Regions from separate parts of the Homo sapiens genome. Here region 1 is linked to region 2. A link is an interaction called in ENCODE POLR2A ChIA-PET data of the cell type or tissue named here. Cell type or tissue: B cell. All regions are shown on one strand. Links, peaks and the distances in the headings refer to the core of each region. The heading gives the core; the rest is flanking DNA.

Region 1 (16,406 bases), core at 6,167-11,166, 54 kb before region 2:
CCTAGCCTCAAGTGATGATCCTCCTGCCTTGGCCCCCCAAAGCACTGGAATTACAGGTGTGAGCCATTGCACATTGCCTTATTTTACTTGTATTTATTCTTTTCTATTCTCAGTGTGTTCCTCTATTTGGGAATTTACTTCTTTCATAATCTTTGGAAAATTATCAGCCATTATGTTTTATATATAGGCTGTCTTGCATTCTTACTACTCTTTGTGAACCACTATCAGACATATATTGGGCCTATCAGTTTATTCTTCATGTTTCAGAACCTCTCAATAGTATTTTTCATCCTTTCCCACTGCATGATGCATCTAAATAAATTCTCGGGGGTGAGGGCAAGGGGAGGGAGAGCACTAGGACGAATACCTAATGCATGTGGGGCTTAAAACCTAGATGACGGGGGCGGGGCACCGTGGCTCATGCCTGTAATCCCAGCACTTTGGGAGACCGAGGCGGATGGATCGCGAGGTCAGGAGATCGAGACCATCCCGGCTAACACGGTGAAAACCCGTCTCTACTAAAACTACGAAAACAAAAAATTAGCCGGGCGTGGTGGCGGGCGCCTGTAGTACCAGCTACTCAGGAGGCTGAGGCAGGAGAATGGTGTGAACCCGGGAGGCAGAGCTTACAGTGAGCCAAGATCGTGCCACTGCACTCCAGCCTGAGCGACAAAGCCAGACTCGTCTAAAAAAAAAAAAAAAAAAAGTGATGGGTTGTTGGGTGCAGCAAAGCCCATGGTACATATATACCTATATAACAAACCTGCACAATCTGCACATGTATCCCGGAACTTAAAGTAAAAAAATAATAATAAAAAAGAAAAGAAAAGAAAACCTTAAAAAATATTATTTTTCTCTAGCTTCCATTTTACTATTTTTTTTTCTTCAGGTGTGTATAATCTGTACTCTAATAAGTAGCTCATTGAATTTTTCAATTCAAATAACATTTTTTAATTTCTAGAAATTTTATGTTTTTCAAAATCAAAATTGTCTGTTGTCTTTCATACGCATTATCCTATAATTTTGATTCTTGTCTTTTCTTTAATCTTTTTATCTTTAAAAATTATTATTACACCGGGCACGGCTGTAGTCCCAGCACTTTGGGAGGCTGAGGCGGGTGGATCACGAGGTCAGGAGTTTGAGACCAGCCTGACCAACATGGTGAAACCCCGTCTCTACTTAAAATACAAAAATTAGCTGGGCATGGTGGCGCTCGCCTGTAATCCCAGCTACTCAGGAGGCTGAGGCAGGAGAACCGCTTCTACCCAGGAGACAGACGGAGGTTGAAGTGAGCCGAGATTGCACCACTGCACTCCAGCCTGGGCGACAGAGACAGACTCTGTCTCAAAAAAAAATAAAATAAAAATAAGAAAGAAAGAAAGAAATATATATATATTAAAAACATTATTATTTTTTCAAAATTTTTAAAATCTTTTTAATAACTTGAAAGATAATTATTTTTCAGAAACATTTTCTGACTGGGCGTGGCAGCTTATGCATGTAATTCCAGCTACTCAGGAGGCTAAGATGGGAGTATCACTTGAGCCCAGGATGTCAAGGCTGCAGGGAGCCATGATCACACCACTGCACTCCAGCCGGGGCAACAGAGCGAGACCTTGTATCAAAAAAGAAAAAAAGAAATATTTTTCTATAACTCAAGGCCTTAAGGTTGCTTATCCTCCTGTTTATTGTGTTTGGAGGGACTGTAATCTAATTTTATATGTTTTGTTGTTTTTTTATTGTGTATTTTGAGTGACTTTGCCATTTTTTATTGTGAACCTAGCTTCAGTGTAAAATTCATGGACCACTGTTGAAAGAACAACCTTATAGAGCAGTTTTGTGTTTGCTTCTGCCAGGCACCCTAGGTATTTTTCACTGGGGTCCTGCATCAGTTTTAATATTAATGCCTCAGCTTGGACTTCCCTCACCATAGGGGTAGAATAAATTCAGATTCCTCATCTGGAAGAAGCTTAACTTTAAGTCTGGTTTCTCATTTGGGGAAGGGGATCTCTATCCCAAACAGAGTCCAGCTTAGAGCGAGCTTCCTTGACTCTTATCTGACAGTTTTTCTATTCCTCTTTCCTAGAGGGGAACTCCTTCATTAGATCATTGCTTTCTTAAGGAAGTATCAGTTTTATATCCCTGCTTTAGAAGGGTCAAGACTATATTTTATGTTCTCCTTTGATTGTTAAACCCCACCCTCTGGCTATTGGGGTGAACATTTGTATCCAGTAATCTATCTTAGTATCAGTTCATACACTTTCCACTCTAGAAATCAGTTATCAGCAATTTCTGGCACCAGGGAATTTTCTGTCTTTCTTATAGGCTCAGTTACAGACTTTAACTATTTCTCCATGTTTTATGCAACAGTTTTCTAAATTTAAAAATTCATGAATTTTTGTTATGTTTTGTCTTAGCTCAGAATCTAAACTACATTTCCATTCTAGTCATTCATTCATAAATATAGCAGTATTGGGTTTCTCTCCTAACATTTCTCTGTATGTTTATTTTTGTTTGGCTACCTGTCAAACTACATTTAATATCTACTGTCCATTTGTTTTAGAACCTTATAAAAGATATCAGAAAAGTGCATTTATAATATTAAGGTGAAACCAAACATAACTCTTAGCCTTCTGCTTTGAGCTTCAGGTAGATTTTATTCAGAACTTAAGCAAGTTTCTTTGTTAAACAAACAAACAAACAAAACACAAACGCGTCGGGGTATATTAAGCAAGTTTCTCCAAGAGTAAACATCCTTGCATTGTGAGATCATCACAGAATAAGTGACCTACACCTTTGTTCACCATGATTTGATGTTGCAGCCTCTGGTTTATAAAGTTTTGAGTAGCAATTCCCCAGTTTTAATAAAATCATGGTAAAAATATATGTTATATTCCCAATTGCTTTTAAACATAAAAGGGCTTATGGTGAATTTGTCCCAAAGCTTAGTTCTGGAAAACAGTGTGCTCATATCAGTGATTTTGGAAACACTCTTTTGTCAGAAAATGAAAAATATATGCCATAATCTAATTCATTTTTGGTTTCATTGCTGGGGACCAGTGTTTATCGATGATACATTTCTGGTGTATGGTGGATAACTTTAGTTTCCTGAATTTCCTTCAGATGGTTTTATGGGTTTTGTTTTTGTTTTTGTTTTTGTTTTTGTTTTTGTTTTTGTTTTTTGAGACGGAGTCTTGCTCTGTCGCCCAGGCTGGAGTGCAGTGGCGCGATCTCGGCTCACTGCAAGCTCCGCCTCCTGGGTTCACGCCATTCTCCTGCCTCAGCCTCCTGAGTAGCTGGGACTACAGGCGTCCACCACCACGCCCAGCTAGTTTTTTGTATTTTTAGTAGAGAAGGGGTTTCACCATGTTAGCCAGGATGGTCTCGATCTCCTGACCTCGGCCTCCCAAAGTGCTGGGATTACAGGCGTGAGCCACCACGCCCAGCGGTTTTATGTTTTTTTCATGGTTATAAAGTCATGGCCTTATTTTGCTTGGTGCTTTCTTTATAAGCTGTCATAATAATTTATTAAACACTGAACCTATCCGGGCATTATTCTAAAGTAAGCTTGTTTTTCCTTATGCTATACCTCAGGCCTCAAAGTTATATATTTTTACCTTTCTTTTTTCTATTAATTATCATCACTATTTCTTTAGACTTCATCACATCCCACAGGATTTAAGGTTGCTAATATGACCTTAACTTTGTATAAAAGTCAACAAGTTACAATTGCCCTTTTACTCTTAATTCATGTTTAGGTCATTTTCTCTGATCTCAGAAAGTGAATTGTCTTTCCCCTTTATTGAGCACACCCCCTTTGCCTACACCCCTTGATTCACCCCCTTCTCACCTCCCAGACTTTCTTCCATTATTGATTTCTTCTCTTTTATCTTCAATCTCTTCATATACACAAACACTCAAACTCTCATAATTCCTGCATCTTCTTCAAGCGTTTCTTCAAATGTCATCTTCTCAGTGAAGTCTACCTTGACCACCACCTTATTTAAAATTTTAACCCCTGTCCACTTCCTAGTCCTTTTGCCTGCCTTTTTCCTCTTTCTTTAATCTCTGGTACTATATATATTATGCAATCTTCTATATAATAGATTACATATATGCAAGATTGTATATATAAAAATCTTTTATTTTTCACTATCTTGCCACTTGACAAATGGTAAAAATTCAATAAGCATTTGTTGAATGAATGAATAATAGTATTGCTATTCATTTGCCCCACCTAATGAAAGCCTGGTATCTTATCAGATATCTGAATTTTATTTTGGCTTGATACTCTTCCAGGCATACATCACACAACTATTATTTACTTGCCGGTATGCATTTGTTTCATCTAAGTTATTATTTCCACAGCGAAATCTAAAGGACGGGTAGTAGTTGTCCTTTACCAAACCAAAACATGAGAAAATGTTCAGAAAACAGAACTGAATTCTGGATTCTTTTTTCCTTCTGCTTCAGTACTACCTTCTTACAAGTGGTGACGTTTGTAGTAAATTGAACAAAAGCGAGTCCTTTCATCTCTGACATTCTGCTTGCTTATTATAATCAGAATAAGTGGCCTTCTGAAGTCAACAGCTGAGAATCATAAGAAGTCATTTGTTTATATATTCTCTCTAGAAAAAGTTTTCATGTTTGCAAGAAGGTTATCCATTTCTTCTTAAAATTTTATGACTCCTTTTTTTCATGCAATCTTTTTATTCATCAAATGGGTCTGGTGTCATTTTAGCTGAATTAAATAGTTCAAAATTATATAATTAAAAAATTCATTTCTATCACATCTGTCCACAAGTTCTGGCAGCCACCACCTATACGACAGGAGCTACTTAATATGTATGCTCTTGTTTGATCATTTTTTAACGTAACCAAAAATTTCAGGCAGCCAGGATTCAAAGGTTAGGTGGCTATGTTGGTCTAAGAACCTCTTACTGGATGCTGGCCAACACTCCAAGATTCTTTCTAGTTGCAGTAGTCTTCATTTTTCTAGGGTAAGTAATGGTGCCTGAACTATACACTGAGAAAAGCCTCCCAGAAGGTTCAAGGGAGGTGGTGTATCAGTCATACTGGTCATGTCAACATTGTGAACAAAGGGCACAGGGCACTGATTTTTGGTTAGGAAATTATCTAAGCCTAGTTCTTACAATCATGCAAATTACTAGTAAAGGATCCCAGAACTGTTGAGAACTTCCTGGAGCAATAAGCACTTACTCATCCTTAGTCCTTTTAGGGACAGTGGACCTCTAAAATGAAATCTTTGAGTAATCTTATGACTCATTTTTTGTATTTTTCTTTCCTTTTGAATTTCACTGCAGTCCTAATGGAACAAATAAGTCCATTTGTGCAGATGAGTTCAGCAAGCATAGTCCCTCTCACACAGGCAGCCTCATGGGTATGCAATATGTGCAGTTGCACAGGACCCTGCACTAGGCTTAATGTTTTGCTATTGCCAAGTTGATATTCTTAATAATTTTTGGCCGGGCGCGGTGGCTCACGCCTGTAATCCCAGCACTTTGGGAGGCCAAGGTGGGTGGATCACGAGGTCAGGAGCTCGAGACCATCCTGGCTAAAGTGTGAAACTGTGAAACCCCATCTCTACTAAAAATACAAAAAATTAGCCGGGCGTGGTGGTGGGCACCTGTAGTCCCAGCTACTCGGGAGGCTAAGGCAGGAGAAAGGCATGAACCCGGAAGGTGGAGGTTGCTGTGAGCCGAGATCGCGCCACTGCACTCCAGCCTGGGTGACAGAGCGAGACTCCGTCTCAAAAAAAATAAAGTAAAATAATTTTTAAACAAGCAGCCCTGCATTTTTCATTTTGCACAGGGCCCTACAAATTATGTAGCCAATCCTGGTCTCAGAATTTGGTCATTCCTAAAACAATGATTATTGGTGAAAATAGAGAAGTTCTGTTTTCAATACAAATTTAAAGTTGCTTGTAAAGTAACTTCTGATTTAGCCCAGCAGACTCATAATCTCAGTCTGTGAGAAAGCGGATGAATTGTCTGAGCTGAAATTCCTGCTGCCCAGGCTCATATCTGCAGTTTATACCTTTAAGGGAGCCATAGTTAGATCCCAGCAACAGCAATGGAACCCAGAAGACAATAGAATGGCTGTCAAATTAGAATTCAGTAAACTCTCACTTTTTTCAGTGAAGATCCTGAAGTTGAAAGCAAAAGAATGGAAAAACTTTGACCATGCAAATACTAATCATAAGAAAGCTGATGTAGCTTTAATAATTTCAGGCTTTAAAACAAAAAGTAGTACTAGAGATAGAAAACCATTCCACAATGATAAAATACCCAGGTCCAATTCACCAGAAAGACAGAATAATTCTAAATTTGTATGGACTTCATAAAGTGGCCCCAACATCTAAAAAGCAAAAATAAATGTAACTACAAATACGATTAGACAAAATTATAATCATAGTGGGTGATATGAATCTACTTTTTTCAATACTGATAGAATAAGAAGACCCAAAATACCAGAAAAGATAAAGAAGATTTGAACAATATGGTTAGCAAACTTGACTTAATGGACATATGGGGAACACTGTAACTTCAACTGCAGAAAACATGTTCAATTTTAAGCACACAAAAAACATCTTCAGGCCGGGCACAGTGGCTCACACCTGTAATCCCAGCGCTTTGGGAAGCCAAGGTAGGTGGATCACTTGAGGCCAGGAGTTCGAGACCAGCCTAGCCAACAGGGTGAAACCCTGTCTCTACAAAAAATAGAAAAATTAGCTGGGCATGGTGGCACATGCCTGTACTCCCAGCTACTCGGGAGGTTGAGGCAAGAGAATCGCTTGAACCCGGGAGGCAGAAGTTGCAGTGAGCTGAGATCATGCCACAGTACCGCAGCCTGGGCAACAGAGTGAGACCCTATCTCAAAATAAAAAAAAGAGGGGCTGCTGAGGAATATGCTCCAAGACCTGTTGGGTTAGGTCACAGCAACAAGGCCCACCAGCCCTCAAAAATTAAAAATATGCAGATCACTCTGAAGGGGGGTGGATTCACTGCAAAAACAAACAAACTTGAAAATGTGTATTTTTTATGGCTGAAGTTGGGGGACTCAGAATTACTGCGGGAAAATTACTGGGGGGAATCATGATAAGGGACAGCAGGAGCTGTTCCTGAAGTATACAAAGAAAATGTAATGGCAAAGCTAAGATAGTGGTTACCAGTGGCTGCTCAGAATTGCAGCTGGCCTTATGGGAGCAAATCCACAAACCAACCAATAGACTGGTGGGAAAACCCAGAATGGAATCAGAAAATAATTATGAAAACAGGAAAGAAAAGACAAAGATAATGTCTGGGAGCTGGTCCCCAACTTCTCCCAAGGAGGAGGCAACAAACATTCTTGAATTTTCTAGATACCAGCTCTTACAAGTGGTTATTTTCGGGTTTTGGTGTGTTTGCTTTCTAATTTATTTATTTTTAGTCTGTGCTGTGCCTACTGTTCTTTTGTCAGTCACCATAATTGATACTGTTCTGGGTACTGACATACTGATTGGGTTTATTCAATGTAACCCTTGTTGGTGATTGCTATAACAATTGACCAGGTTCATAGTCAAGAACAGCCTGTTCTTACCAAGATTGTACATTGAAACAATGTGTCATACCAAGAAGAAGAAAAAAAAATACTTAGTCTTCTCACATAATGTTTAACATACCAGTTGTCACACACTGCTGTCCCCTGGTCTAGTTAAAGGGTTCTGAAGGCTGATAGAAGTTAACAGTGTTTGGTGGCTTACCATGGTTCACTGGGACTTAAACAGGTGAGTAATTAATGTTATTCTCATAATGTAATGGTGCCTAAATTCTCCTGCATATTAGAATCACCTGGAGAGCTTCTTTAAAAATCCCAGTGTCAGATGAATTTTCTTAATCATATTACTTGAAGTTACTTGAGCCTTTACCTTCTTTTTTCTTCCTGTTTCTACTTTTATTAAAAGTAACATTCCTTGAACATCAGAATTTATGACATTTATGTTTTATCTTTAACCATAAACTTGACTTTTATTTTAGTCTATTGTTTTAGTCTATATAGTCTATTTTACAGTCTATGACAGCTAAATGAATTCAATACTTCACATTTTGTCCTTTTGCTGCAGTTTCTCCATCTCTCACTTGGCTGAAAGTAAATCCTCAAGTAGTTTGTTCAAGAAGAACTCACAGGGGTTATATTGCCTGAATTCTTTCATATTGAGAATTGTACTTCTATTACTTTTATACCTGAAAAACAATTTAACTGGACATAAAATTGTTGAGTCATGCTTTCTTTCCCTGAGGACTTTGGGTTCCTTGAGGATATTATTTTATTGACTTCTAGTCAGGGCTATAAAAAAATCAGGCTGGGTGTGGTGGCTCACGCCTGCAATCCCAGCGCTTTGGGAGGCTGCAGCAGGCAGATTACCTGAGGTCAGGAGTTCAAGACCAGCCTGGCCAACATGGTGAAACCCCTTCTCTACTAAAAATATAAAAATTAGCTGGGAGTGGTGGTGGGCACCTGTAATCCCAGCTACTCAGAAGGCTGAGGCAAGAGAATTGTTTGAATCCAGAAGGCAGAGGTTGCAGTGAGCCAAGATCACCATTGCACTCCAGCCTGGGTGACAAGAGTGAAGCTCTGTCCCAAAAAAATAAAATAAAATAAAAAGAAGAAATCACAGACACAATTTTTGTGACTTAAATTTTTGCCAGGTTTTTTTGGTTTTTGACATTCAATAACTTTTTTGCTAGGATATGTTTCATGTAGGTTGGTCCATAATAGAGTTAGGTTACCTTTTATCTGGATAAATAATTTTTCTTGATTTACGTCTTTAAATACGTATGATGGTTCTTTTTCAGGGTGGGTGAGGGTCCATGTTTGTGAGGACACCAATTATGCATATGTTGGATCTCTTTTCTTATCTTCCATACCTATATTTTTCACTCAAATCCTTTTTTTTTTTTTTTTTTGAGACAGAGTTTGGAGTGCAATGGCGTGATCTCAGCTCACCACAATCTCTGCCTCCGGGGTTCAAGAGATTCTCCTACCTCAGCCTCCTGAGTAGCTGGGACTACAGGCATGTGCCACCATGCCTGGCTAATTTTTGTATTTTTAGTAGAGATAGGGTTTCTCCATGTTGGCCAGTCTGGTCTCAAACTCCCAACCTCAGGTGGTCTGCCTGCCTCAGTCCCCCAAAGTGCTGGGATTACAAGCGTGCGCCCCCATGCCCAGTGCACCAATCCTCTTAAATACTTGCTTTAATTCCATTTCATTTTGTAGATTTTCCTCAATCTTTTGTTCTATGTCTCTTGCTAGGTTTTTAGTAGTACCTTTTATTGAGACAAATAGTATTTAGTATTTTTGCAAAAACACTAAACAAAATATTAGCAAATCAAATCCAACAATGTATTTTAAAAAGGTAATATCCTACAACCAATAGTTTAATATTAGAAAATGTATGTATATAATTTGTCACATCAACAGATTAAAATAGAAATGCTGTATGATCATATTAAAAATGTAAAACAGCCGGGCGAGGTGGCTCATGCCTGTAATCTTAGCACTTTGGGAGGCCGAGGCGAGTGGATCACGAGGTCAGGAGTTCAAGACCAGTTTGGCCATCATGGGGAAACCCTGTCTCTACTAAAAATACAAAAAACTTAGCTGGGCATGGTGGTGGGCGCCTGTGATCCCAGCTACTTGGGAGGCTGAGGCAAGAGAATCACTTGAACCCGGGAGGTGGAAGCTGCAGTGAGCTGAGAATGCACCACCGCACTCCACCCTTGATGACGCAGCAAGACTCCGTCTCAGAAAAAAAAAATGTAAAACAATTATTTATTTATTTATTTGTATAGATAGAGTTTCACTCTCACTCAGGCTGGAGTGCAGTGGCGGGATCATAGCTCATTGTAACCTGGAACTCCTGGGCTCAAGTGATACTCTCGCCTCAGCCTCATAAGTAGCTGGGATTATAAGCACAACAAGCCCAGCTAATTTTTAATTTTCTTTTTGTAGAGACAGGTCCTTTCTTTGTTTTCCCAGCCTGGTCTTGAAATCCAGGCTCCAAGTGATCTTCCTGCCTTGGCCTCCCAAAGTCTGGGGATTACAGCCATGAGCCACCATGCCCAGCCATAAAACAAGTATTTTACAAAATTTGATAGCTATTCATAATTTTAAAAATTATTTACAATTTTTTAAATAATTAAAAAATTTTAGTACATTAGAAATAGATGGAAACTTCCTTAACTTGATTAAGAGTATCTATACTAGAAAATCTAAAGAAACATCCTTCTAAATGGGAAAATATTAAAAGCATTCCTTTTTTTTATTTTTTTATTATTATTTTTTGAGATGGAGTCTCACTCTGTTGCCCAGGTTGGAATACAGTGGCGCGATCCCAGCTCACTACAACCTCTGCCTCCCAGGTTCAAGCGATTCTCCTGCCTCAGCCTCCTGAGTAGCTGGGACTGCAGGCGCATGCCACCATGCTTGGCTAATTTTTGTATTTTTAGTAGAGACGGGGTTTCACCGTGTTGGTCAGGCTGGTCTCAGACTCCTGACCTTGTGATCCGCCCATCTGGCCTCCCAAAGTGCTGGGATCATAGGCATGAGCCACCATGCCCGGCAGAAGCATTCCCTTTTAAAACAGGAATGAGATGAAGATTCCCCTGTCATTTTTTCTGTTTAATCTTCATTGGTGGTCCTAACAAGTACAGAGGCATAAGGATTGGCAAGGAGGAAATAAAACTGTATTTGTGGTTGATATGATTCTTTACCTAGAAAACCCCAAATAATCTTCAAATTAACAAGATATCTGATGTGAAACAAAAGTCAATTGCATTACTACATATTAGCAACAAACAACTAGAAAACATAAAGAGAATAAACTGTTTACAGTAATATCAGAGAATATCAACTATCTAGGAATAAATCTAACAGAAGTTAGCCAAGACCTCTTTACGGAAAATTATTATAAAACGTTGTTAAGAAACACGAAAAAGTTCTGAATAAATGGAGAGCTGTACCTGTGTTAATGTGTAGGAAGACTTATTATTATGAATGTATCAATTGTCCCCAAATTTATCAAAATACCCAATGTAATTCCAATTAAAATTCCTACAAGAGCTTTAATGGAACTTGATAAGATTACTCTAAAATATATATATTGAAGATTAATAAGTGTCCATGAATAGCCAGGTTACATCTTTTTTTTTTTTTTTTTTTTTGATACAGACTCTTGCTCTGTTGCCCAGGCTGGAGTGCAGTGGTGCAGTCTTGGCTCACTGCAACCTCTGCCTCCTGGGTTCAAGTGATTCTCCTGCCTCAGCCTCCCGAGTAGCTGGGACTACAGGCATACACCACCACGCCTGGCTGTTTTTTGTATTTTTAGTAGAGATTGGGTTTCACCATGTTAACTAGGCTGATCACAAACTCCTGACCTCAGGCAATCTGCCCACCTCAGCCTTCCAAAGCTCTGGGATTACAGGCGTGAGCCACCACGACCGGCCAGGTTATTTCTAAAGAAGTATCAGGGAGAGAGGATTTGTCCCAGTAACTATTAATATTTATTATGAAACTAAAATTAATAAGATGGTGTGGGATTGGTGCAGCAAAAAATAAATTAACCAATGAAACAGAATGGATATCTTAGAAACTGACCCACACATAAATGTTTGATATATGATAAAGATGCCATGTCAGAAAAATGAGGAAAGGAGGATCTGTTTAATAAATATAGCAGGAAGAAACTGGATTCCTACCTGGCACTATATACAAAATCTCCTCCATTTGATTTGATGACTTTACTGTCAAAAACAAAAGTTAAAAACTCTTTGTAATTAACATCTCCTAGACAATATTAAAATTGAGAACTTTTGTTCGACAGCTTTATTGATCAGAAAAATGCAAATAAGGACTGCAGAGATTAGCTGGGTGTGGTGGTGCATGCCTGTAGTCCTAGGTACTCAGGAGGCTGAGGCGGGAGGATCACTTGAATCCAGGAGTTCGAGGTTGCAGTGAGCTATGATTGTACCACTGCACTCCAGTCTGGACAACAGAGTGAGATGCTGTCTCTAAAAAAAAAGAGCATAGGGAGATATCATTTTACGTTTATTCAAAAGGCAGCAACTTAAGGAGTCTGTGCTAAGTGTTGGGAAGGCTGTGGATCCATTGCTTATGAAAATGAAAGTTGGTTCTGGGGCATAATGGGTACTAAACAACAACAAAAACAGAAAATGCAAATTGGCAAATTGTGTCATTATCACTCCAAATTGAATATTCATATACCCTATGAGTCAACAATTCTACTGTTAGGTATACATCAAGAGAAACTCTTGCACATATACAACAGGCACCAGGTAAAAGGACAATCATAGCTCCACTTTTTACAAAAGCAAAAACTTGGAAACAACCCAGATGCATGCCCATCTACAGGAGAGTGGATAAATAATCTGTGGTACATTTCAACAGAAAATATTATACAACAATCAAAATAAGTAATTTACAGAGACAGCAACAATGTGAACTTATATTGACACATGTTAGTTGAAAAGAATAGGTTCTACACTATTACATAGAGGAAACAACAATTTCAGAATGAGCTATCAAGCCACAGAAATACATGGAGGAAACTTAAATACATATTGCTAAGTGAAATAGGTAAATCTGAAAATCATATTGTTATTCCAAATATATGACATTCTGGAAAAGGCAAAACTGTGGAGACAGTAAAAAGATCAATGGTTGCCAGGGACTGTGGAGCCAGGGTAGGGGGAGGTGGGAAGGTGAAAAAGAAATGAATAGGTGGAGCATAGGAGATTTTCAGGGCTGTGAAACCATTCTGGATGATACTATGTCATTACACATTTGTCAAAACCCACAAAACATATAATAAAAAGAGTGAACCCTCATGTAAAAACTATGAACTTTAGTTAACAAAACTATAGCTTGGGCCAGGCGTGGTGGCTCTATCTGTAATCTCAGCACTTTGGGAGGTTGAGGTAGGAGGATTGCTTGAGCTCAGGAGTTAGAGCCCAGCCTGGTAAACAGAGCAAGATCCCAGGGTCTCTTAAAAAATACTATGGTAATATTGGCTCAGCAATTACAACAAATATACCACATGAATCCAGCATGTCAACAAAAGGGGGAATTGGAGGGACGGACAGAGAGGGAAGTAGGGTTATATGAGAACTCTCTGTACTTTCCACTCTGTCAACCTAAAACTGCTTTTAAAAATTTCATTAATTTTAAATTTTTTAAATGTATTTTAAAAGAATATATAGATACAATAAAACTATATAAAAACAAAGCTAAGAAATGATTAGCAATAACAAATAAATGACTTAACATTTTGTGTATCTGTTTTATTCAATTACAATTTATCTGTTAACAGAATATGAAAGTAGAACTGAAATGCTTTTGTAGTGCGCAAAAGAATATGTTGGGCAGGTCTTGACTGGAGTAGAAGGGCATAATAATCCTCTTTGAATTCTTTCTCTTCTACACCAAGAAATCACTGTGGAGATAATTCTTTTTACTAAAGGTAATCATTTTCAAGAAAACTTTCATCTTTTCCCCATTTAGAAAATTCCCTGATATCAGCTTGTCAAACAGCCAAAATGTTAACATCAAGTAAGTTAATTTCCTTTCTCTTTTAAGTCATCAGCCTCTTCTAACAGGTTCTTATATTTTTATCTTTGCATTTAACATGCTTTTTAGTAAGATAGAATATGCAATTTTATATTGTGAGAGAAAGCAAAACTAAAAAAAGAAAAAAAATTGTCTGGAAAACAGTACATGAATAGCAGACTGCCACATGGAAATAACATTGCCCAGGTTGAATCCCATATGTGTGCAATTACTCTTCTAAGGAGATAACTCCAGCTAGTATAAAACTGTTCCAATTAATAAAAAATAAACCAGGGGCTGGGTATGGTGGCTTGTGCCTGTAATTGCGGAATTTTGGGATTCCGAAGAGGGTGGATCACTTGAGCCCAGGAATTCGGGACCAGCCTAGACACATAGTGAGACCTCGTCTCTACAAAAAAATAAAAATTAACTGAGCATGGTGGCACACGCCTCTGATCCTAGCTACTTGGGAGGCTGAGTTGGCAGGAGGATCGCTTGAGCCTAGGAGGTCAAGGCTGAAGTGAGCCATGATTGTGCCACTGCACTACAGCCTGAGCAACAGAGCAAGACCCTGTCTCAAAAAAGTAAGAAGAAAAAAAGAGAGAAAGAAAAAGAGAATGAGTGGAAGGAAGGAAGGAAGGAAGGAAGGAAGGAAGGAAGGAAGGAAGGAAGGAATCATGTAGGTACTATAATTTCAGGTTCTCACATACTATCCTTTATGAATGAAGGTTACAAGAAGCTTATCAAGGATAATTAATTAAAGTAAAGCAAGACTATTTTAAAGTTCAAAGGTTTTGTATGATACATTAAGCATATGTTCATATATTTGAACTTTACTCTTAAAGCAACATCTACTCTTAAAGCAACATCATTAGTACCTTTTGTCCTCCTGCCTGGCTCATTATCATATTCTAAATAAAGTCAAACTCCTTATCGGCCAGTTGCGGTGGCTCACGCCTGTAATCCCAGCACTTTGGGAGGCCGAGGCGGGTGGATTGCCTGAGGTCAGGAGTTCAAGACCAGGCTGGCCTACATGGTGAAACCCCGTCTCTACTAAAAATACAAAAAAAATTAGCCGGGCGTGGTGGCGTGTGCCTATAATCCCAGCTACTCGGGAGGCTGAGCAGGGGAATTGCTTGAACCAGGGAGGTGGAGGTTGCAGTGAGCTGAGACCACGTCACTGCACTCCAGCCTGGGTGACAGAGCGAGACTTCGTCTCAAAAACAACAACAACAAAAAACTCCTTATCATGATCTAGTGCCTCTTTTTGCAGGTCCAGCATCATCTGGGCCCACATGCACCCTTCCTCTAGCCCTGAACTCATTCTCTAGTTCCCTAAAGGCATCAGCCTCTCATATCTTCCTGATTTTATACATGTTATTCTTCTACGCACAGAGAATTTCAACTTTCCCTCCATTCTCGGGTAATTCCTCTCAAGCATCTGCTCTTTTAGGAATCCTTTCTGGACCCACACAGGTTAAGTCAAATTTCCTCCACTAGATCTATCTCTGTGATAATACTTCTAAACTGCGCAACTTCCTCTTCGCACAAGGGTAATGCTGGAGCCGGAAGCTGTGGTGGCAGTTTCTTGATTCAGCAGCTTCCTGACTAGAGATAGAGCCAGAGCAGAAGATGGGCAGAGTCTGCATGTGGCTGCAGGACCTCTGTCAGAGAATGAAACACTCATCGCATGGTAAGGCTGGTCTGAGAGCAAGGTCAAGATAAAGAGCCATATCCTAAAAAAAAAGAGAAGCAGCCAAAAGCTGTTTGGGTGTACGGGAGGTGAGCTTGGGAATACCTCAGTGGCGAAGGGATGTCAGAGGTAGTATGAGGTGAAAAGAGCTGTTGGAATACATAACAGTGCTAAATTGCTGGATTGTCTTCCACCATTCTTCATCACCATCCCAACAGCTTAAGGATAGAGATTTCTATCACGAAATCCCTACTACCTACTATAGCCACTCAATAGGTGGACAGCAAAAATCTGTTGCATTGAATTGATCCTATTAACTCTCCCTTAAAGACCATTCTTTAGAACTTCTTACAGGCCTGGCACAGTGACTCATGCCTGTAATCCCAGCACTTTGGGAGGCCGAGGCGGGTTGATCACCTGAGGTCAGGAGTTTGAGACCAGCCTGACCAACTTGGCGAAACCCTATCTCTATTAAAAATACAAAAATTAGCTGGGCATGGTGGCACATGCCTGTAATCCCAGCTACTCAAGAGGCTGAGGCAGGAGAATCGCTTGAACCCAGGAGGCGGAGGTTGTAGTGAGCTGAGATTGCACCATTGCACTCCAGCCTGGGCAACAAGAGTGAAACTCTGTCTAAAAATAAAAAAAAATTAAAAAAAGAACTTCTTACAAAGGATACTTTTCTAGGAAACTTTTCTTCCTCACTATGAAGGATTGTCTTTTGACAAATACTTGCGTTAGGTTTTTTTGGGAATCTCTCATAGTCACTTTCAGTGTTCCACCTTGCATTATGCATGTTCGGATGTGTCCTATATTTTCTGAGTCCACTTTAGGAGAAACACCACTGTCTGAATCATCTCTGAAGATTTCACAGGGCTTTCTGTTCAGTGGAAACACCACAGATTTTTTCTTCTTTTTATTATACTTTAAGTTCTAGGGTACATGTGCACAACGTGCGGGTTTGTTACATAGGTATACATGTGCCACGTTGGTTTGCTGCACCCATCAACTCGTCATTTACATTAGGTATTTCTCCTAATGCTATCCCTTCCCCAGCCCCGCACCTCCCCCCAGCAGGCCCTGGGGCACA
Region 2 (14,887 bases), core at 4,666-9,665:
CCAACATGGTGAAACCCTGTTTCTACTAAAAATACAAAAATTAGCTGGACGTGGTGGCGGGTGCCTGTAATCCCGGTTACCGGGGCGGCTGAGGCAGGAGAATCGCTTGAACCCGGGAGGCGGAGGTTGCAGTGAGTGGAGATCAGGCCACTGCACTCTAGCCTGGGTGACGAGAGCAAAACTCCGTCTCAAAAAAAAAAAAAAAAAAAGTGGGCCCTCACCAGACTCTGAATCCACCAGTGCCTTGATCTTGGACTTCCCAGCTTCCACAACTATGAGAAACAAATTTTCATTGTGTATAGGCTACCTAGTTTATGGTATTTTGTTATAGCAGCCTGAACAGGCTAAGACAAGTAAGAACTTACTTTTCTTATGTTCTTTATTTTTCTGTAAAGTATTACCTTCTCCCCTTCCCAATGAACAGTTTGTCAACAGTCATTTTACTTTTAGGCCCTGGTGTGCCAGGTCCTGACTGAAATACAGACTGATCGCTCTGCCATAGAGTGACGCAACTTACTGCGTGTCTTAACTCCTTATAAAGGCAACTGGGACAAATTCGATATGTATTGGCTGCTTTAAGATAAGCTAGTTGGCATTTCAGGACCCCCTGTATTTACTGGAAGTAATGTCACACTGAGCCACTCTTCTGGTGAAAATGTACAGCTGGTAGAAGAAATTGTGTGTTAATGATATTGTCAATGCAGGAGGGCCACTACATACAAGGATGCAGAGTCAAGTATACACTGTTTGAAAAGTACGCACAATATTGAGAAAGACCAGAAAACATTATCTTTAAGCGGATAGGCTGAATTAAATTGGGAATTCCTGGCTTCACAGAGTATATCCAATCTGATATACTCTGTGATCCAAATCTGGATCACACAAAAATATAATAATTTTATTTGACATAATATAGAAAATTAATACAAGATAAAGAGGACAAATTACTCATCAGTTTGGGAACTGTGACTTACTTTGCCTTGAAGGAAAGGTATGTTGTCCCTTTTCTGGGATCAAATAAAACCATTCAATTATTGAATAAATACTGCGCACTAGCTATTTGCCAGACACTCAGATACTAGGGATTTAGTTTCGAATGAAAGAGACAAAAGTTCTTGTGTTTATGGAGCCCTACATTCTAGTTGATGTAGACAAGCAACAAATGAGTGAAATATATAGAATGCCAGATAACTTAAAAAAGTACTATGAGGAAAAATAAAGCATGGGAGGGAGATGGTGACTACTAGGGTAGGGAACAGGAGATTGCAGTTATAAATAGGATGGCAAAGAAAGAGTTCAGTGAAAGGATAATAAAAAGCCAGTACATGGCCGGGCGTGGTGGCTCACGCCTGTAATTCCAGCCCTTTGGGAGGCTGAGGCGGGCAGATCACTTGAGGTCAGGAGTTCGAGACCAGCCTGGCCAACATGGCAGAACTCCGTCTCTACTAAAAATAGAAAAATTAGGCTGGGTGCAGTGGTTCACACCTGTAGTCCCAGCACTTTGGGAGGCCGAGGTGGGCGGGTCATGAGGTCAGGAGATCAAGACCATCCTGGCTAACATGGTGAAACCCTGTCTATACTAGAAATACAAAAAATTAGCCAGGCGTGATGGCATGCACCTGTAGTCCCAGCTACTCGGGAGGCTGAAGCAGGACAATCGCTTGAACCTGGGAGGCGGAGGTTGCAGTGAGCCGAGATCATGCCACTGCGCTCCATTCTGGGTGGCAGAGTGAGACTAAGTCTCAAAAAAAAAAAATAGGCATGGAGGTGGGCACCTGTAATCCTAGCTACTTGGGAGACTGAGGCATGAGAATCACTTGAACCCAGGAGGTGGAGGTTGCAGTAAGCTGAGTTGATGCCATTGCACTCCAGCCTGGGTGACAGATTGAGACTTTGAAAAAAAAAAAACCAAACCAAAACAAAAAACCAAAACAACAAAAAAAGATAGCTATTACAGCATCATCGTGATAAAGATAAGTATTGGCAGTGACCTTAATGTCTATCTGTAGAGGATTGGTTAAATATATTATGGTGCATCCATATAATGGAATATTGTACTGCAAATGAAAAACAAGTTCTACATATACAGAATGGTCTCCAAGACACATGTGAAGTGGTTAACAAAAGGTTCAGAATGTGTAGAGTATGCTACCATTTAAATGCGTCACATACATAAGTATATATAGTATTTTTATAAATGCATGGAATCTTACTGGAAAAACATAGAATAAACTAGTAATAATGTTTCTCTCTGGAGCGGGGAACAGGATGATTTGTGGACAGAAGAGTGAGGGTGAAACACTTTTTTTTTTTTTTTTGAGACAGAGTCTTGCTCTGTCACCCAGGCTGGAGTGCAGTGGCACGATCTCGGCTCACTGCAAGCTCCACCTCCCGGGTTCACGCCATTCTCCTGCCTCAGCCTCCCAAGTAGCTGGGACTACAGGCGCCCGCCACCGTGCCCGGCTAAGTTTTTGTATTTTGTTTAGTAGAGATGGTGTTTCACCGTGTTAGCCAGGGTGGTCTCGACCTCCTGACCTCATGATCTGCCTGCCTCAGCCTCCCAAAGTGCTGGGATTACAGGCGTGAGCCACCGCACCCGGCCAACACATTTCTTTTTATCCAGTTTTACTATGGGTATGTACTATCTGGTCAAAATATGTACAATATAAAATACGAACACGACTGTCCTGTAACACATGGGAAAACAGACACACTTTTATTAAACTTGGTGGCCTAGATAACTGTCTAGCCTAGATACTGAATAAGTGGGATATTTAATAGAAACGTGGATTCCGTTTTGATGAGCTGGAGACCATGTAGACAGTGACCACACTGAAGCAAGGCCAAAATCCTGTTTTGATTGGGTAATGGATTATAGTGAACATGATTATAACACTTAGATTTGTGTGACTTTTTTTGCTCTCCTCATCAAATGGAGGCTGTATTCATTTCCTGGGTTTGCCACAACAAGGTATCACAAACTAGGTGGCTTAAGACAACAGAAATGTGTTGTCTCACAGTTCTGAAGGTTAGAAGTCCAAAATCAGGGTGTCAACAGCGCTGTGTTCCCCATGAAACCTGGAGGGGAAACCTTTCTTGCTTTACCTTAGCTTCAGATGGTTTGCTGGCAGTCGTTGGCTTGCAGCTGCTTTACTCCAGTCTCTTGCCTTTGTCATCACATGGCCTTCTCCTTCTGTGTCTCTGTTTTCATACTGTTGGCTTCTTAAAAGGACAACAATCATATTGGATTAGGGGCCCACTCTACTCCAGTATGATCTCATTTTAACTAGTAACATCTGCAACGTAAGGTCACATTCAGAGGTACTGGGGGGGTTAGGATTTCAACATATCTTTTTGGGAGAGGAGTGGGCAAATTCAACCCATAACAGAGGCTTTACAGTTTGATTATGTTGCTTCTCTATAGTAGTCTTTCATATATGAAAATGTGTTTTGTAAAGTTGTATGGAAACATAATGTTTTGCAAGTTCTTTTTCTTTCTTTCTTTCTTTTTTTTATTGAAGATTATTATAAAAGATTTCCTTGTGGGGAGAAAAGACCACTCCACCTCTCTTAATAACTCCAACCTAAGATTGCAGCATATTTATTAAAACTAAAATTTTGATGAAAGTAGAATGTTTTCTCTAAGTTGTAAAATAAAAGTATGGAGATATAAATAGTAGTGAGTTAAAGATGACAGTAACTAATTTAGACATTTTTTGTGCTTTTTATAAAAGTCATAGGAAAAGGATGACTTCAGATTAAATACTTTATATTCTTTTTTTTTTTTTTTTGCATTTTTGTTCTTTCTCGTGCAAAAATGGCTTCTTTCCAGATCACTTTGACCTGAAGATACAATAAAATATGACAGCAGAGAGAATGAGGCTGTTATTTAGTTCCATTCTTCTCCATTGTTTTTCTTGTACCCATAACTGTTATAATTACATAAGGCGTTAAGAAACCTTTAACTCTTTCTCATCTTTCCCTCTTTCTCATGTATACATGAGAAAACAAATATTTGTTAGTGTACAAAGTCTTTTTAAAAGTTACTGCATCCTGGCCGGGTGCGGTGGCTCACCCCTGTAATCCCAGCACTTTGGGAGGCCGAGGCGGGTGGATCACGAGGTCAGGAGATCGAGACCATCCTGGCTAACATGATGAAACCTCGTCTCTACTAAAAATACAAAAAAACTAGCTGGGCGTGGTGGCGGGTGCCTGTAGTCCCAGCTACTTGGGAGGCTGAGGCAGGAGAATGGCGTGAACCCGGGAGGCGGAGCTTGCAGTGAGTCAAGATTGTGCCACTGCACTCCAGCCTGGGTGACAGAGCAAGACTCCATTTCAAAAATAAATAAATAAATAAGTAAATAAAAATTAAAAATTATAAAAATTATAAAAGTTACCACATCCTAAAAAAGCCTTTTTGATGTCATTTTACCCTTTGAGAAATAATCGATCGACAAATCAGCATCTTGGTTTCTTTTGGCTTTTCACACAGGGTCAAATAAAAACTAGGAGACTCTCCCTATTTCCAATCTTAATGACAGTTTTTCATTTTTTTCTTTAAAAAGTTAATACACGAAAACGTAATGTATTTAGCTATTTTTATGAGTAGTTTCACTGAGTTATTTGTAAAATAGGCAGTTAAATCTAATTTTTTAGGAAGTTATGCTTCCTGTTAGAGTGGGTTAGAGTAATGTGCTTTCATTCAGCTGCTGTCTAGTCATCTTTAAATTTTTTTTTTTTTTTGAGTTTTACTCTTGTTGCCCAGGCTGGAGTGCAATGGAAAAATCTCGGCTCAGCGCAACCTCTGCCTCCTGGGTTCAAGCGGTTCTCCTGCCTCAGCCTCCTGAGTAGTTGGGATTACAGGCAGGCACCACCATGCCTGGCTAATTTTTATTTTTTTTTTAAGTAGAGATGGGGTTTCTCCATGTTGGTGAGTCTGGTCTTGAACTCCCGAACTCAGGTGATCCGATCTCAGGTGATCCACCCGCCTTGGCCTCCCAATGTGCTCGGATTACAGGCATGAGCCACCGCGCCCGGCATCTTTAAAATATTTTATGAATTTAGGTACCATAGAATCTTAGAATTGATTTGAACTGTGGATATTATTTAGTATGACGTCACAAATATAGGAATTCTTTTAGGGTCCCTGATACTTAACCTCTAGTGACTGTGAATTCACCACTTTCTAGGCATCCCAGTATCTTTTTGGGGGCAGTTAGACTTGTAGATAGTTCTTTCTTTTTTTTAAACCAAAAATTGCCTTCCTGAAACTTCTGCATAGTGGCTTTGTTACCACCATCTTTGGTACCCCATAACAAGTTGGCTTCCTCTTTCCCATGCTATGCTAAGACCTACAAATCTTTGAAGGCTGTCATATCTTCCCCTTGTGCTTTTTGCTAAGCTAAATCTGACACCCAGAATTGAATGCCATTTTGCCACATTTCTGAATCTGAAATTCTGGGACTAAGTTTCTCCCATTATTTGGAGGTGCAGCCAGGATTAATAACCTCTGTAATATAAATGCCCTGAAAGGAAGGTACAAGGTATATTGGAAGAGGGCCTGAATAGACTTGGGGGATTGGGGAATGATTCCTGAAGGAAATGATAGCCATATCAAGTTCTGAAGAGTATGCCAGACAGAAAGAAGTGAACAGTAAGTGTGATGTCCTGTAGGCAACAGAAAGAAATTGAGAATGGTTGGATGGCACAGTCATGGGGTATCAAATGGAAGAGGTAGTAAATGAGGTTGAAGAGAAATGTGGGGACCAAATGGTAAAGGCCCTGAGAAGTCATACGAGGAGACTTTCCTGAGGATAATAGTCATTAAAGGGGGTTTTACGTCAGGAATAACATGATCAGACATTCATTTTAGAAGTATCATTCTAGCCAAAATGGGGAACAAATTGGAGGGACTAAGAGTGGTTACCAGGGGTCAGTTAGCAGCTATTATGGTATTCGTTGAGAGATGATGGTGGTGCCTAGAACTCTACTGGTGACTTAGTGTTGGGGAGAAACAGATTGGACAAATAGAACATGGCCGTTTGGCTGTGGGGGATGAGATGGAAAGGCAAAAGTTAAGGATAACATGCTTGTTTCTGGCTTCGTAAACTGGGTAGATGAGAGGGAATTTAATGAAAATAAATTGAATAGGATTGGGGTGGGTAATGGTAAGAAAGAAGCAGAGTTGAGTTAAGAAGCAGGGTTCAGTAAAGTTTGAAGCAGAGGTAGCACATCCTGTGGAGCTGCACTACATGCAGCTGGGTGTGAGGCTAAATTAAAAGACAACTAGGCTGGAGAGCTTTGGGCTGGAGACAGCTGTGGGCTGGAAATGTAGATTTGGCGATCAGCATTGATGCTAATCGAACTCAGGGGAGTGATTGAAATAACCTAGGGGAGCATTTGTAGAGTGAAAGATGAGGGCATAGGACAAAACCCTTAAGAACTATTAATGTAATGTTAGTTTTTGAGCCTTTGGTATTTTGACTGGATTGTCTGAGAACCAGCAAAAAGGAGGGAATCAGGGCTGTTCTGATATAGGTATTTAGTAGAAACCCACCTAAATTATTTGATTCGAAGAGTAAAGTTCTCAAATGGTCTATCCTACCCAGCCTGTCACAGTATCTGACATTTATGCTGTTAGTTTCTCTACTTTGGCTTAAGGTGTTGTCTCTCTTGGAGTTTCCTGTTAAAGTGTTGTTATCCTTAGAGAACTAGAATATTAATCCCATTGTTGGTGATCGTGGTAGTGTTTTTAGGGTCACTAGCTTTTATTCTGGAATTCAGTGAAAGGATGGATGGGAATTTGAGAAAAATAAGATTTGAAAAACATGCCATTACTGAGGAGTTTAGGACCACAGAACCTGGACTTGCAGCATTGAGGTTGCCAAGCACCTGGATAAGGGGAGTGAGAACAAGTGAGAGCAAGAGAGAGGTTGGAAAAGGGGGACAGTGAGTTGGATAAGAAAGAGAAAATGTCACTAAAAAGGGAATAAGAGAACAAAGAACTAAATAAAGGAAAAATCTTGACAGTATTTTAGTTATAAATTAGGGTGACCATATAATTTATCATCGAAACTGGAACATATCAAGATAGAGAATGGCCATTAATAATTATGTTGTAGGCCTGGCGCAGTGGCTCACGCCTGTAATCCCAGCACTTTGGGAGGCCGAGGCGGGCGGATCATGAGGTCAGGAGATTGAGACCATCCTGGCTTACACATTGAAACCTGTCTCTACTAAAAATACAAAAAATTAGCCAGGCGTGGTGGCGGGTGCCTGTAGTCCCAGCTCCTCGGGAGGCTGAGGCAGGAGAATGGCGTGAACCTGGGAGGTGGAGCTTGCTGTGAGCCGAGATCGCGCCACTGCACTCCAGCCTGGGTGACAGAGCGAGACTCCGTCTCAAAAAAAAAAAAAAAAAATTATGTTTAAAAATTGGCATAAATTGTGACTATCACAAGCAAAGAAGGATGAATGGTCATTCTAGTTATAATGTGCATATTGCATAATAAAATAGTTTCCGTTTTTTAGCTATGATATGTCAAGCATTGTAATAAGTAAACACTTTATACATCTTACTACATTCTTACAATAATTCTCTGAGGTGGCATTGTCTTCGTTTTATAGTTAGTGAAACCAAATCTCAGGGAGGTAACCTCCCAACAATTCTCTGTGGCAGTCAGAATTGGAAACTATATTTATTTGACCATACACAAAATACACATAAACTCTTAAATACTGTATTGTACACTACCGTTGCTGTGGGTGTGTATATGTGTTTTAAAATGTCCTCTGAGACTGGCAAGGGTAGGGGGAAGAAGGAGAGAGGAGAGATGGGGTTAAAGGACACAAAATTACAACTAGATAGGAGGAATACGTTCTAGTGTTCTATGGCCCGGGAGGATGACTATAGTTAATAACATATAGCTTCAAATAGCTAAAAGGAGAATTATTGAATGTTCCCAACACAAAGAAATGATAAATGTTTGAAATGGTGGGTATGCCAATTACCCCGACCACTATACATTTTATTTACTGAAACATCACTATGTACCCCATAAATATGTAGAATTATATTTCAATTAAAAAATTTTAAAAGGGCTGGGTGCGGTGGCTCATGTCTGTAATCCCAGCACTTTGGGAGGCCGAGGCAGGCAGATCACGAGGTCAGGAGTTCGAGACCAGCCTGATCAACATGGTGATACCCTGTCTCTACTAAAAATATAAAAATTAGCCGGGCGTGGTGGCGCGTGCCTGTAATTCCAGCTACTCGGGAGGCTGAGGCAGGAGAATCACTTGAACCTGGGAGATGGAGGTTGCAGTGAGCCAAGATCACGCCACTGCACTCTAGTTTGGGAGACAGAGCAAGACTCCGTCTCAAAAAAAAAAAAAAATTAAAAAAGTTAAAAGTCCTCTGACTAAAAAACAACTCTGACTTGCTAATTGCTAGCATAATGTATCATCATAATATTAAGCCCCCTTCCCTTTCTGATACCCCTATTTTTTGAGGCATGGAGAGAGGGGAATAACCTGTCTGAAATCAGTACACTTAGTAAGTGGCAGAGCCAGATTTCAAACCCTGAAGACAGTTTGATAGCAGCACCTCCTTTTTCTTTTTTTATCTTATTTTATTTTATTTTGTTTTTGAGACAGGGTCTTACTCTCTTGCCCAGACTGCAATGCGGTGACGAGATCTTGGCTCACTGCAACCTCTGCCTCCCCGGCTCAAGCGATTCTCCTGCCTCAGCCTCCTAAGTAGCTGGGATTACAGGCACGCGCCACTACTGCCCGGCTAAGTTTTGGTTGCTTTTTTTTTTTGAGACGGAGTTTTGCTTTTGTTGCCCAGGCTGGAGTGCAATGGTGCGATGTCAGCTCACTGCAACCTCCGCCTCCCGGGTTCAAGAGATTCTCCTGCCTCAGCCTCCCCAGTAGCTGGGATTATAGGCATGCACCACCACGCCTGGCTATTTTTGTATTTTTAGTAGAAACAGGGTTTCTCCATGTTGGTGAGGCTGGTCACGAACTCCCGACCTCGGGTGATCCGCCTGCCTCGGCCTCCCAAAGTGCCAGGATTACAGGTGTGAGCCACCGTGCCCAGCCTAATTTTTGTGTTTTTAATAGAGACGGGGGTTTCACCATGTTGGCCGGGCTGGTCTTGAACTCCTGACCTCAAGTGATCCACCCACCTCAGCCTCCCGAAGTTCTGGGATTACAGGCCTGAGCCACCGTGTCCAACCAGCACCTCTTTTCTTAACTGCTATTCTATACTGCCTCCTTCAGCCATATTCTTTGTCTGGACATGTTTTCATTTCTCTTAGGAGTGGGTTTGTTGGGGAGCATGGTAAATGTATATATACCTTTATAAGAAAGTTGCGAAATTATTTACAAAGTGGTTGTATCATTATGACTTACCAGGAGTAGTCCGTTTTTGTTGCCTCATGACTCTTTTTTTTTTTTTTAAGACAAGCAGATTCTGAAATTCCAGCAATTAGAAATAGCTTCTTTCCCCTTTAACGTTTTTGCCTCATTTACACCTACCCTCACCTGTACCCACTTCTGTAACTCAACTACATCTTACACTTTTATGGTCTTGGAATGTTAACAGCACCAGCAAATAATAGCAAGAATCAAACAAAAATGTGTTGAGTCTTAGTGTCGCCACTGGCTACATTATTGCCCAGATGACTTTTCACTTAAACTGTTTAAGTGAATGATTATATGCATTTCTTTACAGTGTATTCACAGAGGAAATAAATGACAGTGATTTATTGCAGTGCTAATAGACATTGTACTAATTAAGTGATTTTAAGTCAAGTTTCTTTACCTTTCTGGGCCTGTAAAGTGAGGAAATTGAACTAGATTTCTTACAGGTCTATATTTGTCCCTGACAGATCTGTATTTCTTTGAGAAGAAGAAAGGAATTGGTATTTGACATTAAATGATCATGCATAAAAATGGGACATATATTTAAGTACTTATTTTTCATTCAATGTCAGAGTGATTTAATAGGGTCAAGGCCTGATAATTTAAGCTACTGTTTCTTGAGGAAAAGTGGAAAGTACTCAAAATGTTACTGGAAGACCTATGCCTTTGGCTTCTTGTAGTTTATCAGCTGAAATTTAAGACTTTTGAATTGTAGTGGATTGGGCACTTAAAAATCGATTTTATTTTTAACTTATAAGAAGATCTGAGGTTTGGAAGGAATCTTAAATAAAGTTTGTCTAAATCATCTATCAGTAGGACTTTTGAATCATGATCCTAACATCCTGACCTCTGATAACAGATACCCTAAGGCAGGACATTCCACTTTTAGGCAGCAGTGACAACAGAAAGATGTACTAATAGGTAGAACATACAGCCTGTACTCATTCATTGGAGTTGTGCCATTTGGGATGATGCAAAACTAGCATAATTTTTCTTTGTGACTGCCCTAAAAGTATTTAGACACAGCATGGATAACTTAATTTCTTTAAAAATGCATTCTTGTCTTCATAGCAATATGATGGAACTGAGACTGATTATCTTGGAGACTAGAAATCTCTGCATAGAGATGGAGTGTACACTTTGGCTTCTGTCTAAAATAATTTTCTTTTTTTTTTTTGGGACAGTCTTGCTCTCTTGCCCAGGCTGGAGTGCAGTGGCATGATCACAGCTCACTGCAACCTTGACCTTCCCGGCCCAAGGAATCCTTGCACCTCAGCCTTCCAAGTAGCTGGGACCACAGGCATGCACCACCATGCCAGGCTAATTTATTATTATTTTTAATTTTTAAATTTTGTATTTTTTGTAGAAATGGGGTCTCTCTACATTGCCCAGGCTTGTCTTGAACTCCTGGGCCCAAACAATCCTCCCGCCCTGGCCTCCCAAAGTGCTGGCATTACAGGCATGAGACACTGTACCCGGCCTAAAATAAAACTTAATGGTTAAATTTAGCTAAGGAAATAATTCATTTTTCTCCGTCTCTTCAGTATAAATGACAGGTAGATAGGGATAGAGGTGGCATTTAATATGATACAAAAAGCACCAAGGCATACCAGTGCTTAGCAGTTAGATTGGATCTGTTTTCATGACTTTTTCATGAATTCTAAGCAGAATATGAAGTCCATTTTAGTAACGGTATCCACATGACACTCATTGAATGATTATAGTAAAATGTCTTTTTGGTCAACAATGAAATGACAGTATTTTAAATCTAATTTCTACCAAATTTAATGGAGGACTGAGGTACTCTGGACTATAATTGAATTAACAATGTTGAAATCCACCACATTTCCTTTTTCCCATGCCAAATTATATTATACTAGGTTAGTTAGAGTACTGTTTTTGGCATATGCTTTCTTTGTGATTAGTAATCGTGTTTCTGATCCTTAGCATTGAGATATACTTTTGGAAGAGCTATTTTCTGAAGAGAAAGATTGTGGCCATAATTTTCAAATTTAATGCATTAAAAGGATCTTGCTTTTCATTTTAACCAGGCTTGCTACCAGTTATTAATATTTAAACATAAAATTAAATGCATATATTTCAAGTGTTCAGCTTGATAAATTTTGGCATGTGTATATTCCTGTGAAATCATAACCACACTGAAGATACTGGAAATATACCCCAAAAGTTTCTTCTCAGCCCTTTGTAGGCCCTCCTTTTGCCCACCCACCCACATTCCTAGGAGATTAGCTGATCTGCTTTTCCACCACTAGAGATTAGTTTCTATTTTCTAGAATTTTGTATAAATTATACAGTATATACTCTTTGTGTGGCTTCTTTGACTCAGCATAATTATTTTGAGATTAATCCATGTTGATGGGTGTATAAAATCATTCTTTTTTATTGAGAGTAGTGTATACCACAGGTTTATCCATTCTCCAGTTGATGAATTGTTTCCAGTTTTTGTCTCTATGTTAAAAGAAAAACTTTAGACAATGTAAATGTGGCAGAATTTATTTGAGCAAAGAATGGTACATGAATTGGGCAGCACTCAGAACCAGAAAAGGTTCAGAGAGCTCTGCTGTGCAACCTGGGCAGTAAGTATAGACAGAAAAGAGAAGCAAGTACGTATATAGATTGATTAGTTAACAGTTCCTCCTTTGCCTTATTTGAACATGGTCTGATCAGTTGGCAGCTTGTGATTGGCTGAAGCTTGGCTGCTTGTGATTTGCTGAGATTCATCTGTTTATTGTCTTCTTTTGAGAAATGTCTGTTGGGTCCTTTGCCCGTTTTTTGATTAAGTTGTTTTCTTGCTATTCAGTTTGAGTTCCTTATATATTTTGGATATTAGCCCTTTATCAGATAAATGGTTTTTAAATATTTTCTCTCAATCTGTGGATTGTCTCTTCAATCCATTAATTGTTTCCTTTGCTGTGCAGAAGCTTTTTAGTTGATGCAGTCCTGTTTTATTTTTGCCTTTGTTGCCTGTATATTTGGGGTTATATCTAAAAAAACTAAAAATTGCTCAGACCAATGTCATGTAACTATTTTCCTATGTTTTCTTCTAGTAGTTTGACAGTTTCAGGTCTTACATTTAAGTTTTTAATCCATTCTGAGTTGATTTTTGTGTATGGTGTGAGATAATGGTCCACTTTTATTCTTTTCCTTGTGGATATCCAGTTTTCCTAGCACCATTTACAGTAGTTTCACCTTATCTGTGGTTTTGCATTCTGCAGTTTGAGTTAATCTTGGTCAACCATGATCTGAAAATAGTGTATGGAAAATTCCACAAAATAAACAATTCTTACGTTTTAAATTATGTGTCATCCTGAGTAGTGTGATGAAATCTTGTGCCGTCCTGCCTTGTCCTGCCTGGGAAATCATCCTTTGTCCAGCATATCCATGCTGTATATGCTACCTGCTCATTAGTCACTTAATAGCTGTCTAGTTTATCAGATTGAATAAACATAGTATATCTAGGGTTCCTATCTGCAGGGGGTCTTGGAACGTATCCCTCACAGATAAGGGGAGACTGCTGTATTGAAGAGACTGTCCTTTCTCTGTTTTGTGTTCTTGGTAACTTTGTTGAAAGCCAGTTGACCATAATTTGTAGGTTTATTTCTGGGCTTTCTATCCTGTTCTGTTGGTCAGTATTTCCGTTTTTATGCCAGTATGTTCTGTATTGATTACTATAGTTTGTAGTAGATTTTGAAGCTAGGTAGTGTGATGCCTCCAGCTTTGTTTTGCTCAAGATTGCTTTGTCTGTTTGACGTCTTTTGTGGTTTTATATGAATTTTAGGATTATTTTTTCTATTTCTGTGAAAAACAGCATTGGAATTTTGATAGAGATTGCATTGAATCTGTAAATTGCTTTGGGTATTGTAGGCATTTTAACAACATTAAAGATTCCAATCCCTGAACATGGGATACCATTATATTTATTTGTATTGTCTACAGTTTCTTTCATCAGTGTTTTATAGTTTTCAGCCTACAGATCTTTCACCTCCTTGGTTAAATTTAATCCTAAATATATATACTTTTTGGAGGCTATTGTGAATAGAATTGATTTCTTAATTTTTTTTCCAGATTATTAGTTGTTAGTGTAAAGAAATGCTACTGATTTTTGTCTGTTGATTTTGTACCCTGCAACTTTACTTCGTTTATCAGTTCTAACAGTTTTTTGGTGGAGGCTTTAGGGTTTTCTACACATAAGATCATGTCATCAGCAAACAGATACAATTTCTCTTCTTCCTTTTTTTTTAATTTTTTTATTATTATTATACTTTAAGTTTTAGGGTACATGTGCACATTGTGCAGGTTAGTTACATATGTATACATGTGCCATGCTGGTATGCTGCACCCACTAACTCGTCATCTAGCATTAGGTATATCTTCCAGTGCTATCCCTCCCCCCTCCCCCCACCCGACAACAGTCCCCAGAGTGTGATGTTCCCCTTCCTGTGTCCATGTGATCTCATTGTTCAGTTCCCACCTATGAGTGAGAATATGCGGTGTTTGGTTTTTTGTTCTTGCGATAGTTTACTGAGAATGATGGTTTCCAATTTCATCCATGTCCCTACAAAGGACATGAACTCATCATTTTTTATGGCTGCATAGTATTCCGTGGTGTATATGTGCCACATTTTCTTAATCCAGTCTATCATTGTTGGACATTTGGCTTGGTTCCAAGTCTTTGCTATTGTGAATAATGCCGCAGTAAACATACGTGTGCATGTGTCTTTATAGCAGCATGATTTATAATCCTTTGGGTATATACCCAGTAATGGGACGGCTGGGTCAAATGGTATTTCTAGTTCTAGATCCCTGAGGAATTGCCACACTGACTTCCACAATGGTTGAACTAGTTTACAGTCCCACCAACAGTGTAAAAGTGTTCCTATTTCTCCACATCCTCTCCAGCACCTGTTGTTTCCTGACTTTTTAATGATTACCATTCTAACTGGTGTGAGATGGTATGTCATTGTGGTTTTGATTTGCATTTCTCTGATGGCCAGTGATGATGAGCATTTTTTCATGTGTCTTTTGGCTGCATGAATGTCTTCTTTTGAAAAGTGTCTGCTCATATCCTTCGCCCACTTTTTGATGGGGTTGTTTGTTTTTTGCTTGTAAATTTGTTTGAGTTCCCTGTAGATTCTGGATATTAGCCCTTTGTCAGATGAGTAGGTTGCGAAAATTTTCTCCCATTGTGTAGGTTGCCTGTTCACTCTGATGGTAGTTTCTTTTGCTGTGCAGAAGCTCTTTAGTTTAATTAGAGGTCAAACGTTTAAGTCTTTAATCCATCTTGAATTGATTTTTGTATAAGGTGTAAGGAAGGGATCCAGTTTCAGCTTTCTACATAAGGCTAGCCAGTTTTCCCAGCACCATTTATTAAATAGGGAATCCTTTCCCCATTGCTTGTTTTTCTCAGGTTTGTCAAAGATCAGATAGTTGTAGATATGCGGCGTTA

Evidence for each region. Peaks named below come from ENCODE experiments on the same cell type or tissue, not always from the same donor. Only the 100,000 strongest peaks of a DNase experiment are listed, where the experiment ranks them.
Region 1: POLR2A ChIA-PET joins it to region 2 with 10 read pairs; 7 of 35 experiments call an interaction of 5 or more read pairs at or near these places.

Annotation. Positions count from the first base shown.
Region 1 is chr5:131,237,814-131,254,219 of GRCh38, forward strand. It overlaps a transcript of CDC42SE2 not described here. Among named protein-coding and RNA genes, the nearest start is that of CDC42SE2, 18 kb to the right of the region's middle. In B cell, for the core only: no CTCF peak of the experiment used is centred there; no DNase peak of the experiment used is centred there; H3K27ac peaks cover 1,134 bases.
Region 2 is chr5:131,293,383-131,308,269 of GRCh38, forward strand. All of the region lies in intron 1 of CDC42SE2 (CDC42 small effector 2), which reads left to right. Among named protein-coding and RNA genes, the nearest start is that of CDC42SE2, 37 kb to the left of the region's middle. In B cell, for the core only: no CTCF peak of the experiment used is centred there; no DNase peak of the experiment used is centred there; H3K27ac peaks cover 3,218 bases.